2 separate regions of the Mus musculus genome follow, and region 2 is linked to region 1. Evidence: chromatin loops called from intact Hi-C (ENCODE). Cell type or tissue: heart. All regions are shown on one strand.

The links. A loop is a pair of places that touch in the nucleus more often than their neighbours do. Peaks named below come from ENCODE experiments on the same cell type or tissue, not always from the same donor. Only the 100,000 strongest peaks of a DNase experiment are listed, where the experiment ranks them.
Region 2: it touches region 1 in a loop (2.4-fold over the local background); 2 of 42 quality-filtered maps call a loop at or near these places.

The regions. Positions count from the first base shown.
Region 1 is chr15:77,366,904-77,369,403 of GRCm38, reverse strand. No RefSeq gene overlaps it. Among named protein-coding and RNA genes, the nearest start is that of Gm41353, 7.9 kb to the left of the region's middle. In heart, CTCF peaks have their summits at 1,049 (motif pointing right), 1,771 and 1,979 (motif pointing right); DNase peaks (open chromatin) are centred at 283, 1,043, 1,703 and 2,053; H3K4me3 peaks cover 1,080 bases; H3K27ac peaks cover 1,879 bases.
Region 2 is chr15:77,101,330-77,103,829 of GRCm38, reverse strand. It overlaps Rbfox2 (RNA binding protein, fox-1 homolog (C. elegans) 2), which reads left to right. Exons shown (of 14, transcript NM_053104.6): 7 at 891-951. Among named protein-coding and RNA genes, the nearest start is that of 1700109K24Rik, 18 kb to the right of the region's middle. In heart, no CTCF peak of the experiment used is centred here; no DNase peak of the experiment used is centred here.

The sequences.
Region 1 (2,500 bases):
AGGCCTGCCACATGGGTCACGGGGAAGATTTTGTATGCCAAGCAGGAAAATGGTGACAAACGTGTCCGCTTGCCTCAGCTGACACCAAGGATACGGGCCGCGTCTCTAACTCTGACAGCACTAGGGTCTTGTTTTAAAGGTCCACATGTCACTCTAAGGACAGGGGAGCCATGCAGGGAAAGATTTCTCACAGATGCCCCTGCCGGTTGTGACTCAAGATGGCTGCAACCAACCTGGACCCCTGCACTGGCTCACTGAGCCTATGCTGCCTTTGACTGGCTCCCCTGGGCACATGAGTTCCTGTGGGGTGTCGGGCAGCAAGTCCTTCCTGTTCTTCCTGTACAGTCGCTGCCCCTCCACCCAGGCATTTCTTTCAGATTCTGTCACCTCAGGCCCCGCTGGGACAGAGGGTGGTGTTCACGCACGTCTGGCTGGAGTGAACACAGGTGCGTTCTTTACCTGTCGCTAAGCAGAGGATTGACTTTGCTTGGAGGGCCTGTGCTCAGGTGTGGGCAAAGGTCAGCTGTAGCGGGACCAAGATAGACAGACCACAAGCATCCTTGTCCAAGCTCCCTTCATAGTCCTTCTCCGGTCCTGATCCCTGATCCCTGCTATCTGATTCCTGACCCTTAAGTGGACCTGCCCTCATCCTATTCAGCGGGGTTCCTGCTTATTCATTTATTCTTTGCCCAGGCAAGAACAGAAGTGGCAGAAGTCCCTAGGAACCAACTCCCTCAAGGCATTTTCTCCTCTTCCCAACCCCCACCCCCTTCGTTTCTTCTTTGCCTGCTTCTTCCTCTTGCCGTTTTTCTTCCTCGTTCTTGCTCCATCTCATTTTCTCCCCATTCCCTTTCCAATTCATACAAAGTCTGTGTGGCTTTTGGAGTCACGGGGAGATGGCCTGCCTTTGGTTGCCAGCTGCAGGGCCCGTTCTCAGCAGTCAGAGCCACGGCTGCCGGAGCAAACACTGTCAGCTGAGGCCAGCCACAACCACAGTATGCCCTTCCCTTGTTGATCAACCTTGGATGCCGCTCACGCACGTCGTGTCCACACGGGGGCGCTCCAACAGTGCTTCTCTGGCGTCTCTGGCCTTTCTAGTCTGCATTTTTTTTCCTCCTGGTTAGTGGGAGGAGCACTGGTTTCCTTTCCAGTCTTAGTCGTCTGGCTGCACGAAAAGAGCCTAGGCCCATATGTTCCTTGAGTAGTATTTCCTCTAGCAAAGGCTACACATCCAAAGAGCCCTTAGATTTTTTTTTTGTTCAGATTTGGGTGGAATTCAACAAATTCCCTCAGATATCCCTCCCTATTGAAAAAATTTTTAATTTCTTCTTTTTTTTGTTTTTTGTTTGTTTGGTTGGTTGGTTGGTTGGTTTGGTTTGGTTTGGTTTGAGACAGGGTTTCTGTCTAACACCCCTGGCTGTCCTGGAACGCACTATGTAGACCAGGCTGGCCTCGAACCCACAGAGCTCTGCCTGCCTCTGCTTCTGCCTCTGCCTCCTGAGTGCAGGATTGTAGGCATGCATCATCATGCCTGGCTTTTCTACTTAATTTCATTTTATATGCATGGGTGTTTTGCCTAGATATATATCTGTGCACCACACACTTGCCTAGTGCCAATGGCACTTCTGCCTCCAAAGGTCCACCCAGGTGACTTGCCTCTGCCAGCTAGGCCCCACCCCCCGGAAAGGTTCTGCTTACCAAGCTTGGAAATCACAGTTTTGAGCTGGAATAAAATGAACTAGAGGCCGGGCGGTGGTGGCGCACGCCTTTGATCCCAGCACTTGGGAGGCTGAGGGAGGCAGAGGCAGGGGAATTTCTGAGTTCGAGGCCAGCCTGGTCTCGAGTTGAGTTCCAGGACAGCCAGCGCCACACAGAAAAGCCCTGTCTCAAAAAAAAAACAAAAAAACAAAAACAAAAACAAAAACAAAAACAAAAAAAGAGCTAGAAAGCAAGCTTGTAGTATTAACAGAACGTCCACACGAGGGCGCCCACACACTTTTTAAAAGATGCTTTGGATGAAGCCGGTCCCCAGAGGGACCAGGAATCTGCGCGGCAGGGCTGAGCCTCCCTCCGGGCCTTCGCTCCACAGCCTTCTCCCTCTGAGGATTTCCTTGTTGGTTTTCTTGTTTGCTAGGGAGAGATTCGGTTACCCGTAAGGGGTCTTAGAGCCATGGCCCATGGCTAGGAGACGCAGTAGACGTATTAGAAAGATGAGTTGAGCAGGCAGGCATAAACCTGAGCCTTTCGGAGGGCTTCCTCCTCATTCCAGTGTACTAGTTGAGAAATCCGACATTGCTCCCTCTGGTACTGACTTTGTCACGTCCTCCCACAGGACGGGAACTGCCCGCCTCTGGGCCAGCTGGGTGGCTGCATTCACTGTCCAGGCAAGGCGTCTGAGCTCTGGAGCTGTGGCCTCCTCCTAACGCTCTCACACATCAGTCAAAGCCTTCCTCTTCTGTGTCAAGGACTTCAAGCTTCTTGGCTCGTTCTTCCCAATTCC
Region 2 (2,500 bases), 270 kb after region 1:
AAGCCTGTAATCTAAGCATTCAGGAGGCCGAGGCAGGAGGATTGCAGATTTGAGGCGAGCCTGGCTACATAGCAAATCTCAGCCTCAGCCTGAGCTTCCGCATTTATATATTCCATAAGCTCCAAGCTTACGGTGAGCTGTGGTTGAGTTTGTGATGAGGCTCTGAAGTTGGTCCCCTCCCCTCAATTTCTCCTCACCTTAGCATGGAGAAAGCCTCGTACACACATGCCTCATTATGGGTTAGGGGACCACAGGGCAGGAGAACTAAGCAGTCACTCTTCACTGCTGAGCCCCTGTGCCAAAGGCCCTCAGAAACTTCATCTTAAGTGAGTGTCCCCTGTGATCTAGAAAATCAGAATGATTTTCAGAATGATCCTACAGTCTGCCACCATGGGGACTCCTCTATTTTTTTTATTTTTATTTTTATTTTTTTTACTAATCCCAAACAGTTTAAAAAAAGGGGGGGGGGGGTAAACTATCAGGACAGGATATGACATCAGCATCATGGCTCAGGTGGCAAGCCTCCGTTTTATTAACAAGCTTCAAAGTTCTTTTGTAGACATATTTGTTCCTGATTTCCTTTTTTCCAAATTGCCCTCAGTAAAGTGAAATCTTAAGGCTGTCCAGAGAACTTTAACTGCACGGTTTCTCTACAGTGCTGAATGGTGGAACAGCCTCAGTTTTCTATTTGGAGACAAGAAACTACATTTTACTCTTGTTAGCCTCATTTAATAAACACATTAAAATTTATGAAAATTTTATGATGCTGTGTTAATTATATAAATGCTATCAGAAATGTACTTTTTAAATTATGCTCTGTTACTGAGTGAGCAGTGTTATGTCCCCTAATGTGTCTCTCCCCACCCCTCTTGTCTGCTCGTTATCTTTAGGTGAATAATGCAACAGCACGGGTCATGACCAACAAGAAGATGGTCACGCCATATGCAAATGGTGAGGAGTTACCAGCGCCTGGGGGAACCTTTGTTGTTGTGTAGATAGATGAGATTTTCATGACTTTGTAGGACCTTCATTGCAATTCACGTTTGACCTCTTAGAAGAGTGTTTTCTCTTTACAGATTAATATTTTTCCTTAGAATTAAGCTAAGTTTTTAACTTACAAAGGTGTTTTGTTCTCATTAACTTTTTATTTATTTACTTACTTATTTTTATTTACATGAGTACACTGTAGCTGTCTTTAGACACACACCCGAAGAGTGCATCAGATCCCATTACAGATGGTTGTAAGACACCATGTGGTTGCTGGGAATTGAACTCAGGACCTCTGGAAGAACAGCCAGTGCTCTCAACCATTGCGCCATCTCTCTGGCCCTCTCATTAACTTTCATCTTCTGCACAGTACATGCCACTTGAAGAAGCTCCCTGCTAAAGCAGATTAGGTAGCCCATAAGCACCCTCCTCCTTGGTCTCTGTAGCTCCTTGTAACATGGGAATTGCTGCCCACGTAGCCCTGGAGCCCCAGGTGTGCTTTCCTACTGATTCCTTGTCACACGAGTGTGATCTGGATTAGTGACAAGGAAACCTAGTCTCTTTTATAATTCTAGATTCCTTGCTTTCCCTAAGACCTGTCAGTGATGGCCATAGGGCTTTAGGGTGTAGCTTTTCATTCCATGATGACAAGTTATATAGTGAGTGTAATAAACATTTGTGAGAATGGAATTTTCAGTGATGGACTGGAAAGGTGGCTCCTCAGGGAAAAAGCACTAGCCCATGCAAGCCTGAAATCTTGAGTTCAGTAACCAGAACCTATGTGAAAAGCCATGTGTGATGGTCCACATCTGTAATCCCAGCACCTTAGGCAAAAGTTTGGGCTGGCTAGCCTGAAATAAGCCATACAGTGGCAGAAACAAGAAAGGCCTCACTTCAGCAACAGGAAGGAAGAAGACTGGCTTCAGGAAGTTGTCTTCCCATCTCCACTGCCCTCCGTAGCATACACACACCCATACTCTTAACACAAAATGAATTTAAATTGTTTTATAAAATGTAGAATTTACAGCTGAAGTAACAGCTCAGGCTAACTGATCTTTCAGAGGATCCAGGATGAGTTCCCAGCACCCAACTCTGAACTACCTGTAACTCTAGCTCTGGGGGCTGAGTGTGTGCATGAGTGCCCACAACATGAGCGTTTTCTTCATTCTGGGAGGTGCATGTATAAGTCAGAGAACACCCTCAACCTACATAAGTCTGTTCTCTCCTTTCACCACTTGGGTCCCAGACGTCAAACAGGCTTGGTGGTAAATGCTTTTACTCACTGAACCATTCATTGTCTTGGCCCTCATGAGCATTTTTATCAGAATAAAGGATTGGCTTGAGAGTGAGGTATTTCAGCCAGGTAATGGTGGCTCACACCTGTAACCTTGGCTCTAAGAAGGCTAAGACAGAAGGGTAATGAGTTCCAGGGCACATAGCCTGGACTAGATAGGACCCAGTAAGTAAATAAGACACTTAATTAACTCCAAGCCTGATGGCCTGAATCCTTCTT